Linked DNA regions of Homo sapiens: region 1 is linked to region 2. A link is a contact called in ENCODE Hi-C or POLR2A ChIA-PET data. All regions are on one chromosome and are shown on one strand. The core of a region is the stretch at or near the end of the contact, and the rest is flanking DNA. Distances in the headings are between cores, read along the strand shown.

What was found. Hi-C counts contacts between places; a loop is a spot of excess contacts on that map. ChIA-PET counts read pairs that join two places held with the same protein, here RNA polymerase II (POLR2A). Pooled maps may share reads with other maps.
Region 1: a map of ascending aorta shows a loop between it and region 2 (4-fold over the local background). The contact joins the promoter of PDK3 here to the enhancer-like site in region 2. A Hi-C loop is called at or near these places in 8 of 168 maps with a recorded cell type or tissue (B cell, CD4-positive, alpha-beta T cell, HepG2 and 5 more) and 15 of 50 pooled maps. POLR2A ChIA-PET finds 5 or more read pairs at or near these places in 6 of 52 experiments (CD4-positive, alpha-beta T cell, RWPE1, WTC11 and 3 more).

Annotation. Positions count from the first base shown.
Region 1 is chrX:24,460,610-24,466,850 of GRCh38, reverse strand. PDK3 (pyruvate dehydrogenase kinase 3) reads right to left here and starts at 1,565. Exons shown (of 11, transcript NM_005391.5): 1 at 1,290-1,565. The coding sequence starts at 1,395. RefSeq lists a silencer at 1,505-1,824.
Region 2 is chrX:24,423,472-24,429,715 of GRCh38, reverse strand. It overlaps the pseudogene RPS26P58. Among named protein-coding and RNA genes, the nearest start is that of PDK3, 39 kb to the left of the region's middle. Within about 2 kb of position 4,600, at least 6 of the 41 ENCODE cell types and tissues checked have a DNase peak (open chromatin) inside an H3K27ac peak, as active enhancers do; they include ascending aorta, where a contact is called at or near this core.

The sequences.
Region 1 (6,241 bases), core at 316-2,815, 40 kb before region 2:
ACTCTAAAGTCAGAAACTGCCTCAAACCTCTACAATTCTCGAGATAGTAAGTAAAACTACCAATAGCTTTTGGGAGTGAAGTTTGAAGATGCAGAAATCAACGTGTCATTGAACTTTGACTTTCATCATCATTCTCTGGCAAATTGGCTTCTAAAATTTTAATTTGGTCTCAACTTTAACCTATTCCTCTCTTCCTATCCTAGCTTTTAAAAAAAAAAAAGTATGGACATCACTTTTTGCATATCAGGTCTTCCTCAAATGTTCTACCTACTCTGCACTTTAGTTTTTATGCCCAACTGACACTATCACTGACACCCTTGACATTTACATAAAATTCATTAAATGAACAGACACCCTACGATTTCCCCTGGAGAGCTTAGAACATCTTTGCTGCTGGATTTGATTTTCCTCCAGGGATGCTGAGTTCCATTCTGATACCTCAATGCATGCGTTTTACTTTTAGGTGTTTCACAACCAGCTCCTTCGTTTTCTGGGGAAACATGATTCAGTTAACAGAAGGTGGTGGAATCTATTCCCATCTCAGCTAGGCCTGAGGCAGGCTGGGAACCCGAATCTTCTTTGGTCCCACCTCAATCCGTGAAAGCCGCCCACCAGCCCACCGGACAGGGAGAATGTGGGTGGGACACCAATGGAGAAGAGAAACGAAAGGTGCTGGCACTAAAGCCAGAGTTGTATTAGACCCTGCTCTGATGCTAGGATCCCAGACGTCCGCTCTTCCCAAGCATCTAAGGCGTCTGCAGGCCAGGCCTCTAACTGATTTAACATAACCTGATGAAGACAACAGTTCGAGTCCTGCCACTCCAGCCACACAGCAACACCTTAGAGCAGAAAAGGAACAAAATGCCATTGCATAATTTATTCAACCTCAAGGTATTTCTAAACAGTTCTTACCCAACCAAAAAAAAAAAATTCTAAAAATAAAAACATTAAAAAGCCACCCACATCTCGTTCTGAAGTTTTAAGGGCTGTGAGGTTTGTGTCAAGCAGATTTGAAGCTAACGACCGCAGGTTTGGGGAGTCTCGCCTGCGATGAGGGTCCTGCAATGAGACGCCGTTTCTGTGTCTCCGGGTAAGTCCCAGGCTGGGTGCGAGGGGGCCAGGCCCTGCCCCTCCGCGCCCCGAAATCCGAGCCCCAGGAGAGCCCCCCGGATATTCCCTAGCCCCGCCTGCGGTTCCCACAGACTTTACCCCGAAGCTGCGGAGATCCGGGGTGGCAGCCCGAATGGCGGCGGCCCCGGGCCCATGGGGACCCTTGGCCCCGTACTCACCGAAGTCCAGGAATTGTTTGATGGAGAGCGGCGACGGCGAAAAGCGCGAGTAGCGCTCGATCTGCTTGGGCACCGGCTGCTTCAGCAGCCACCGGAACAGCCGCATCCTCGCCCGGGCGGCGCACAGACCCGCCTAGACGCCCGGGTGGCCGCAAGGGCTGGCGCAGCCAAGCCGCACGGATAGGGCACGTTTGCGAAGCGCGCACCCCGGCCTCGATCTCGGCCTCGGCGCCGCCGGTGCAGCCGCCGCAGCAGCAGCAGCAGCTCCAGGACAGCGGCGGGCCGCCCGCGGCTTCCCTAGGCTCCGCCTCGCTGGGCGGAGTCGGTTGCTGCACGTACGCGGCGCGCGAGGGGAGGCGAGGAGCGCGAGGGGCACGCGGCCGCGCGCGCCCTCCACTGATTGGCCGCCGCTGCCTCTGTGACGTTTGTGTTTTGTCCGGGCGCGGCGCCAGAGACCCCCCTCCCTGGCTCATGGGACTCAGCCCAGCCCAGCAAGTGCAGCCGCTTTCAGCTCCGCCTCTGGCTGGGTTCTCCGCTGCCGAAAGGTAGCCGAGGTGCCCGCGGACCGGGAAGAGGCCAGGAGCCCGGAATCCGATCCTCCGCGCTGCTCAAGACCCTTCTCAACCGCAGGCGCCTTTTCCGGGAGGAGGACTTGCCGTTCGCTGCATCCTGACACTTAGATTTTACAGCCTAACTAGACTGACTCTGTTTCGTGGCCCAGCCCCACCCCCACCTCCCTGCCTGACTCCCAAGAGAACACCTTTGGAACACCTTTGGACTGGATTGTTAGTTCGCTGATTCTCTTTTTCGTGGTTCCTTTCCCCTCCTTCCCGCACAAGATTAAGTGACTGATTGCATTTCATGTCCCCCCACCACCACCGTTGGACGGGATCCATTGTGAGGTCAAGGGTCAATAACACCCCCTACCTCCCCAATGCCAGTGGACAGGATAATTGCAAGGTCACTGACTCTGTTTCATACCCCCCCACCCCACTACTACCATTGGAAAGGATCAAATGTAAGGTCACTGGCACTTTCTTTCATACCCCTTCTCTACACCACCACCATAGGACAGCCCCCTTCACGCTTCACCACCACTTTTGGACAGGAGTCTATGCTTACACAGTGTTGGGTATTCTTTATCTCAAGTGAACTTGAGAGCCTGGCATGGTGACATGCACCTATAGTCCCAACGACCCTGCAGGCGGAGGTGGGAGGATCACGTGAGCCCAAAAGTTCAAGATCTGCCTAGGCAACATACCCAGACCCCCCTCTCAAAAAAAAAAAAAAGTGAACTTGAACTCAGGGCTCAGTATATGAAATTGTTATTTCCTATTATGAGTGAATAAAGTACAGCTTACTTTAGCCATTTCCACCAAACCTTGGCTTTTTTTTTTTTTTTGGCAATATGTAAACATAAACATATGTAACTAAAAGGACAGGAAGAATGTTCTTTAAGGAAAGGTACAAATGTGACTGGAAGCCACTCCTTGGGTCTCTGATTGGACTAGTTTTCTCACTGAATGAGATTATTGGTGGGTAGCTATTTAGCTTTTGTGCCTTCAGTGGACGTTTATGCAGCCAATTCTTTGCTTAATAAAATAGTTGCATCTCTACTCTGAATGTAAAGAAAAGTAACATACACAGTAAAAGACCTCGGCCAGGTGCGGTGGCTCACGCCTGTAATCCCAGCACTTTGGGAGGCCGAGGCGGGCGGATCACGAGGTCAGGAAACCGAGACCATCCTGGCTAACGTGGTGAAACCCCAGCTCTACTAAAAGTACGAAAAATTAGCCGGGCGTGGTGGCGGGCCCCTGTAGCCCCAGCTACTCAGGAGGCTGGGGCAGGAGAATGGCATGAACCTGGGAGGCGGAGCTTGCAGTGAGCCGAGATCGTGCCACTGCACTCCAGCCTGGGCGACAGAGCAAGACTCCATCTCAAAAAAAAAGACATCCAGTGGTCTTCTAGACTTTTGGATTTTCAAGAACATCTTGGTCATCTTCATCTTGGTAGAAGTATGTAGACTACCATGTCTTTTCCATTCAAATTAAATCAAAGCATTAAAAAAGACATACTAACAACTTATTTAACCAGGAGCTTTACCAGAAGAGCTAAGTAATCCAGTTGGTGTGCATGGGCAGACAAAGAGAAGACCAGTGGCCTGTGGTTCCTAAAGTGACTTTCAGGTGCTACCTGGAAGTGGAGCGATAATTGGTGGCAGTTGTCAGTGAGCAGGAAGAAGCTGGATGTTTGTGGAGAGGGAGATTTTCTCAGCCTAAGCAACAAAGCGCTGATCTTTCTGAGCTTGCAAATCGCTTGTTTCACTTCTTCCTTTTCCACTGCACAAAATGCTACTTAAAATCCATTCTGTTGATTTGATTATTTAAACTTTCATGTGCCTAATTTTATTTCTGCTTTTCCAAAAGGTGACAAAGTCCTAGAAGTTGGGAACAATATGAAAGAGCCCTATATAATGTAAAATGTGCTTAGACAAGGCTAAGGTCACCTAGCCTGTCTGCGTCACGCTTATTTTTATGTCAGATTAAGATACCTGATTTATCTCCCTGGCATTTGTGACAGTCAAATGAAATAAACCACATGTAATATAAATACAAGGTACTGTACCTCCTGTGTACAGCAATGCATATATTTTTACCTAATACTTTCATGATAACTTGCAGAGGCCAGAAGTGACACCAGTGTGTTGATAAATAGATCTTGATGAACTTTTTTCAACTCCTTGTACACACCAAGGTCTAGTGCAGACCCCACTCCCAGTGGCTTTCAAAAGTGAAATCCCTGGACCTGCGGCAGCAGCATCACCTGAGAACTTGTTAGAAATGCAAACTCCTGGGGCGTCTAATCCTAGCACTTTGGGAGGCAGAGTCGGGCAGGTTGCTTGAGCTCAGGAGTTGGAGACCAGCCTGGGCAACATGGCAAAACTCCGTCTCTACTAAAAATACAAAAATATTAGCAGGGCAAGGTGGTGCGCTCCTATAGTCCCAGTTACTTGGGGGGCTGAGATGGGCGGATAGCTTGAGCTCAGGAAGTGGAGGCTGCAGTGAGCCAAGATTGCACCACAGCACACCAGCCTGGGTGACAAAGTGAGACCCAGTCTCAAAAAAAAAAAAAAAAAAAAAAAAGAGGCCGGGCGCGGTGGCTCACGCGTGTAATCCCAGCACTTTGGGAGTCTGAGGTGGGTGGATCACGAGGTCAGGAGATCGAGACCAGCCTGGCTAACATGGTGAAACCGCATCTCTACTAAAAATACAAAAATTAGCTGGGCGTAGTGGCGCACACCTGTAATTCCAGCTACTCGGGAGGCTGAGGCAGGAGAATCACTTGAACCTGGGAGGCGGGGGTTGCAGTGAGCTGAGATTGCGCCATTGCACTCCAGCCTGGGCCACAGAGCAAGACTCTGTCTCAAAAAAAAAAAAGATTAGGCCAGGTGCGGTAGCTCTTGCCTGTAATCCCAGCACTTTGGGAGGCTGAGGCGGGTGGATCACCTGAGGTCGGGAGTTGGAGACCAGCCTGACCAAAATGGAGAAACCCCATCTCTACTAAAAATACAAAATTAGCAGGGCATAGTGACACATGCCTGTAATCCCAGCTACTCGGGAGGCTGAGGCAGGAGAATTGCTTGAACCTGGGAGGTGGAGGTTACAGTGAGCCGAGATTGCACCATTGCACTCCAGGCTGGGCAACAAGAGCGAAACTCCGTCTTAAAAAAAGAAAAAGAAAAAGAAAAGAAATGCAAACTCTTGGGCCCCACTGCAGCCCTACTGAAGCAGATCTGCGTTTTAGCAAGCAATAAAGGTCTTAAAGATATGGCCACAAATTCTTTGATATTCCTCAAGAGATGGAGCTTAATTCCTTTCCACTTGAATGTGGGTTAGACTTAGCTCATGCTTCTAACAAAGAAGAGTGTGGCCAGAAGTGATGAGATCTCACTTCAGAGACTGGGGTCCTACAAAATGCCTGACCAGTACTCCTCAAAACTATCAAGGGCATTCAAAACAAGGAAAGCCTGAGAAACTGTCACTTAGCCAAGAAGAGCCTAAGGAGATATTACAACTAAATATAATGTACTATCCTGGTTGGGATTCTGGAACAGAAAAAAAGGATATTAGTAATGACAAATGTTTGAGGTGATGGATATGCTAATCATCCTGATTTGACCACTCTACATTGTATGTATCAAAATGTCACTATATACCCCATAAATAAGTACAATTATTATGTGTCAATTAAAAAATTTTTAAAGGATATTAGGATAGGGAGAGATTTGTTAAAGGATACAAAATTATAGCTATACAAGAGGAATAAGTTCTAGTGTTCTATAGCACTGTAGGGTGACTATAGTTAAAAACAATGTATTATATAGTTTCAAATAGTTAGAAGGAGAATATTGAAGTTCCCAACACAAGGAAATGGTAAATGTTTGAGATGATGAATATGCTAATTACCCTGATCTGATCACTGTATAACCTCATGAATATGTACAATTATTATTTCTCATTTAAAAATATAACTAGAAATTTAAAAAATAGGCCGGGCGCGGTGGCTCATGCCTGTAATCCCAACACTTTGGGACGCTGAGGCAGGCGGATCACCTGAGGTCAGGAGTTCAAGACCAGCCTGGCCAACATGGTGAAACCCCGTCTGTACTAAAAATAAAAAAATTAGCCAGGCGTGATGGTGGGTGCCTGTAATCCCAGGTACTTGGGAGGCTGAGGCAGAAGAATCGCTTGAACCCTGGAGGCGGAGGTTGCAATGAGCCAAGTTCGCGCTATTGCACTCCAGCCTGGGCGACAGAGTGAGACTCTGTCTCAAAAAAAAAAAAAAGGAATTTAAAAAATAAAGTCAATATAGGCAATCATTCTAGCTAAAAGGAATAAAATATTCTAAAACAAATGGACAAAGGGATATTAGGTAAAACTAAGAAATTCTGA
Region 2 (6,244 bases), core at 3,351-5,850:
TGAAGCTACATTACTGTGTGAGTTGTGCAATTCACAGCAAAGTAGTCAGGAATCGATCTCGTGAAGCCCGCAAGGACCGAACACCCCCACCCCGATTTAGACCTGCGGGTGCTGCCCCACGTCCCCCACCAAAGCCCATGTAAGGAGCTGAGTTCTTAAAGACTGAAGACAGGCTATTCTCTGGAGAAAAATAAAATGGAAATTGTACTTAAAAAAAAAAAAAAAAGAGGTTTAATTGGCTCACAGTTCTGCAGGCCATATAGGAAGCATGGTGCTGGTATATGCTTGGCTTCTGGTGCAGCCTCAGGAAGCTCACAATCATGGCAGAAGGCAAAGGGGTAGCAGGCATGTCACATGGTGAGAAAGGTGGCAAGGTGGGGGGGAAGGTGGGGGGAGGTGTCACCCACTTTTAAATGACCAGATCTGGTGAGAACTCATTCACTCTGGTGAAGACAGCACCAAGCCATGAGGGATCTACAACCATGACCCAAACACCTCCCACCAGGCCCCACCTCCAACATTGGGGATTACATTTCAACACAAGATTTGGGTGGGGACACACATCCAAACTCTATCACGTTCTCCTAAAGATAGGTGCTGACATAAGGATTCCAGTGCAAGATCATCTACATAAGTCCTTGACTTAAGATGGTTCAACTCTGGATTTCTCAGCTTTAAGATGGTGCAAAACCATTCTGTTTTTCACTTTTTGTACAGTATTCAATAAATTACATGGATTATTCAACACTATTATAAAATAGGCTTCATGATGATTCTGCCCAACTGTGGGCTAATGTAAGCGTTCTGAGCATGTTTAAGGTAGACTAGGCTAAGTTATGATGTTTGGGAGGTTAGGTGTATTCAATGTGCTTTCGACTTACAGTATTTTCAACTTGCAATAGGTTTATCAGGATGTAACCCCTCCATAAGTCAAGGAGTACCCGTAGTTTACTTGGAAGGAAATTTCAGGAAACACCAGTACGGCAGTGGGGAAGTGAAACAAAGAAGGGAAGGAAGAAGCCATTAATGGTGTGTCATCAAGTGAATTACCATTGTGGGCAACTGGAACTTAATCCTGCTGATACTCTGGGTGACAAGGTAGAACCCCACCTGAAAAGCAAGAGCACTGTTTGAGAGTTGCTCTGGTGTTCAGAGACAGTCTTAGGGCAAAGAGTAGTAGTTGCTGACTGTTAGAAGTTGGACCCATGGCTGGGCACGGTGGCTCACGCCTGTAATCCCAGCACTTTGGGAGGCCAAGGCGGGGGGATCACCTGAGGTCAGGAGTTTGAGACCAGCCTGGCCAACATGGTGAAACCCCAGCTCTACTGAAAACACAAAAATTAGCTGGGCATGGTGTCAGGCGCCTGTAATCCCAGCTACTCGGGAGGCTGAGGCAGGAGAATTGCTTGAACCCAGGAGGTGGAGGTTGCGGTGAGCCAAGATCACACCACTGCACTCCAGACTGGGTGACAGAGTGAGACTCCATCTCAAAAAAAAAAGAAGTTGGGCCCATATGCATAAAAATGGTAGATACTGAGGATTATGAGTGGGGTACCAAAGCATCTGCTACAGATGGAAGAAACAAACTTCAGCATGGTGTTTTACTTTGCTTTGACACTTTTCTTTAAGTGGTTTTGGTGATTTACATTTATGGTCAAAATTCCTTAAAGCTAACTTTCTATCTGCCATACTCTCTTGTATGCATGCTCATTTTTCTTGCCCCAATATGCACAGGCCTGTGCCCAGGCTGTTGCCAACACAGGCTTCTTCTCTGTGCCCCCCTTCCTGGAGGCTGTGCCTGGTTAACAGCAGAAGGAAGGCCTCAGTGCTCGAGCAGCTTCTTCTGGTTTGACCTGTTATCTGTTCTCAGTGGATGTGGTTCAGGACAGTAGAAAACATGGCCTAGGCTGCTATTACAGCAGAAGGGCCTGGAGCCTTCAAAGCATTTCTATAAACAAAAAATGATCTAGTTTTATACTTGTTGAACATGTTCCCTGGGCAAGGAACAAAGATCAAATGCAGTTAGTCACTCTTGAAGGGAAACTGGTGGTTTGTGTTCCAAGAGGACTTTGTCTCCTCCTCTTTTCCTCCTCCTCTCCTCTCCCCACATCCTCTCTTGAGATGAACTATTTTGTCCTAAGCAATTTTCCAAGTCCAAAGAATGATTGCAGAGTTTGTAACATGCAGTTCATGGCATTAAAACACTTAGCAGAGGAAGCAATAACAAATCCAATGCCACCTTGCCCCTTCCATGCGGTTTTGTAATAAAAGATCAAACTGCAGAGCTGTGAAAGGGCTGGGACAACAGCTCTGCACACATCTGCATCCTTTGGTGGCTTGAGGGTGGGGGACAGCACACCCTTCTGGGTATCAAAAGGCATTGGAACGGGCAGCGCTGGGGCCTCTCCTCTCTGTTTGATCACCTGGAACTAGGGCTGCACCTACGACTCCTTAATGTGGATTTTTAAAGGCAACCCGTCCTCCAGGAGCATGCAGCCCCGTGCTGGGACCCACAGCTTGGCAAGGGGAACATGGGCTGGATTTCAGCTCCCACTCATTCCCTCTGCCAGGTGCCTGTGTACAGGGCACAGCCCACACATTGCGCATGGGGACTCTGTCCAGGACTAGAGGAAACTCCTTCCACCCCTGGCCTGTCATAGGCCACCCACCTCAAGTCCAGGGCTACAGTTCACTTTTTTTTTTTCTCTGAGATGGAGTCTCTCTCTGTCACCCAGGCTGAAGTGCAGTGGCACGGTCTCGGCTCACTGAAACCTCTGCCTTCCGGGCTCAAGTGCCTCGGCCTCCTGAGTAGCTGGGATTACAGGACTCTAATGGAGGGCCACAGGCAGTGGAAAATGAGGCAGACAGTGAGGCTGGCCCCTGAACTGGATAGTGCTGTTAACAGGATCTGGGTCCAGAATACTGCAGACATCAGACATGTGTTAACTGGGTTTGCTGCCGGCAAGCCACCATCCTTGGGAAGGAGTTGTGTGGGCAAATCAGGAAGTTGCCCTCTCAGCAGATGTCTCCAGGATGGCTGCCCTCAGGTGTAATCTGGGGATCAGGAAACCACTGCTGGAATCCTTGGCTTCAGAATCATCCCAGACCTGTTGCAACCTGTATCTGCAAAATAGAAACCACCTACCATGCCTCTTTCCCCCACTTAAATGAGTTCTAACATTTGTCTAACATGACCACATCTGATTGGTGTAACTTAAATTACACAGCTGCAAGGGAGTCTGGGAAATGTAGTTTTTCTATTTCTGTACTATACATAAAGGCACACTGGAAAGAGATCGAAATAGATGTGGAAGAGTCATTTCCATCATGGTTCCTCTGTTTGAAAACCTTCAGTGACTCTCCTAAATGGTGCTGTTGAAGGGAAGCAGGGCCTGGGTCTAAGATACAGCACACACTAACAGTGATTTCCAAACTGTGGTCTATAGATCCCTGGGGAGACAAGATGTTCTTGAATCTCCTTGTATTTCATTTTCTGTGGACTGAAAAAAACATCATGATTTCCATATGTGTTTATTTTTGAAACATGGAAATAATTGGGATTCAAAAAATTATCTCTCTCTCTCTCCCTTTCTCTCCCGCCAAATCACTTGAAAGCCTTCTTTACTTCTTTACAAGCACTCTGTTTCTCACCCACAAACCCCTCTCCTCTGCCTAGAATGTAAATGTCATCTCCCTCCTCACTTGCTAATTCCCATTCATCAGGTAAGACTCGTTTCAGGCCACCACCTCCCCTGGCCTGAGGGGTGATTCTCTCTGACTACCTCAGGCTGGGATAGAGAATTCTCATCTGTTTTCTTGTAATATCCTGGGAAGTTATACTAATAAGAATAAAATAAAAGCTAACTTTTTCCAGCTTACTCTTTGCCAGGCCCCACAAAGTATGTACTCTTACTAACTCATTTTATAGATGGGAACACTGGGACATAGAGAGGTTCCATAACCTGCCCAAGGTCACCTGCTAGTCAGTGGTGGCTGCAACTCAATCCTAGGCAGCAGTCTGGCTTCAGAGTCTATGCTCTTGATGGATAGTCTTGTCTCCTCTCATCCTATTATTGCGCTGCTCACCCTGCCACCATCTCTCTCTCAATCTCTCTCTCTTTCTTTCTCTATCTCTCTCTCTCCTCTCCACTTCACTCTCTCTCTCTCTCCATCCATCTAATCTATATCTCAATCTGTGTGCCTGTCATCTCCATGAATAACCATTGGTTTTCTATGATATTAAAATGGGAGGGGGGAAGTCAACATTTTCCCTCCCTTCCCACCACGTTGGAAATTCTAGGACCGGGGCCCAAATTGTTTGATCCTTCCTTCTCTCATCCTCCACTGTCTGTTAACAGAGGAACTATTTTCTCTTTCGGCAAAGAGTACCAGACTAAATTACAGAGTAGGCTACAAAATTACTACCCTCAGCTCCCTTCTTTGCCTGTTTTCTCTAAAATAGGTTATTCCTGTTGGTTGTATAAATATAAGACAGAAGCCACCACTGCTTTGCAATCACGTGGGGAAGTGTATCATCCGCTCCAAGCTCTGTGGAGCAGACCTCCTGGCCGGGATCCACTGAGCATGCCTCAGGAAAAGATGACGTTGCTGGGAACTCCAGCCCACACATCAGCATTCTCATGTGAACACTTAGTAGAGTGAAATTGGAAATAGTTTGACAACTTTGCGAGACTCAGAAGGTGTTTCCAAATCTGTGCCTTTGCCTTCGTTGTTTATTACCCTGTCTGTCTAACACGGATGACACTTGCCCGTGTTTCATGTGCCTCAGCACCTTGGAGGCTCGACTGAAACTCACCAACAGCCTTACCAGGTGACCTAGCTGGTCATTCCCTCTACTGGGTGTCAGCCACACTCCTCGTACACTGCGGAAGTGCCAATTTACCCCAGACTCATCTCTTCTTGCCTTGCTTAATCTCCTTTCTTTTCCTTTTGTGCTTTAAGTGTCTGATTTCTGATTAGCCCATTTATTTGGCCTCATAAGCCAGGCAGTTCCTTTTCCTTCTTGAAGGTAACTTACAAAAGAAATTTTCTTTAATCACCTTTCAAGTATGCTGTCTGGGCTCCTGTTTAGGAAGGTCCTCCCTGCCCATGAAGTGTCCTTCCAAAGGCTTGTGTCCTCTGCAGGAAACAATTCAGATGGGTCAGGCGTGATGGCCTTGTAAACCTCTCTTGTGCAATTTACACATCTGAAACCATCATTTCTTTCAGCAAGCACACTATTTCATCAAAGCACATCATCTGTAGTAGAGGTAGAAAGCTCATCAAATATGCTTAAGGAGTGACTTTTGTAACTCACTATTGTTTTAAAACATCTTAATTCCTGTTCTGGTTAAAGGACCCAGTATATCTACAGCCATCTTAGAGACTGTCAGTTCAATCTATGAAGAGAGTGGGATGTTGTCAAAACAGTGTTGCACAAACCCTCTAAAGAAAGTGAAACAAAAAAAAATGTTGGTGCAAGTTACAAAAATATTATGGAGTCAATGAGACGTGGCAGTTAATCCTCAGCTAATGTTGACACAGAGCAGCACACCCACAAATGCCAAAGAGTTGAGAGCAGTGGTTCTCAGCCTTGGCTGCAGATTGGAATCACTTGGGTGTTTTGTTTTTTTTTAATCTCCATGTCCAAGCCATACTCCAGTCCAATTAAATCAGAATCTCTGGGGGTGGGCCCCAGGCATCATTACATTTCAAGGTCCCCAGCGATTCCAACATATAGCCAAGTTTGAAATCTATTAGTTTAGAATACCTGGCCCTTGCTCACAACTGCTTAGGCAGGTAGGTGTGTGGGGCTGGGGAAAGGGCAACACATGCCTGGTCAGGCCAATCAGACTGACCAGGGAAGCTATATTAATGATAAGAAACTTCCCAGCATGCCTCTTTCCCAACCTGCCTGCTGCCCACTCAGCTATTGAAGCTACACAAAAGGTAGAGTTGACGCTCAGGTGAGAGTTAAGGTTACCAGATACCAGAGAGCTGAAAGTAGGAGGGTCAAGGCACAGAGAGTAGATAGACACCAGTGCACATGCAGTGGCACTCTGTGATGTCCTTACTGGCCCTGCTACAAAGTGGTATGTTGGGTTTGCCAATTTGATGTATTAAATTGATAACCAGTTGAAATGATATTCCAACAATAGCAATTGATACAATGATATTCAATTGAAAAAGAAAAAAGACCCGGTGGGCAGGGTGTACAAAGGGGGCTTCTTCTGAAGTTCTGGTC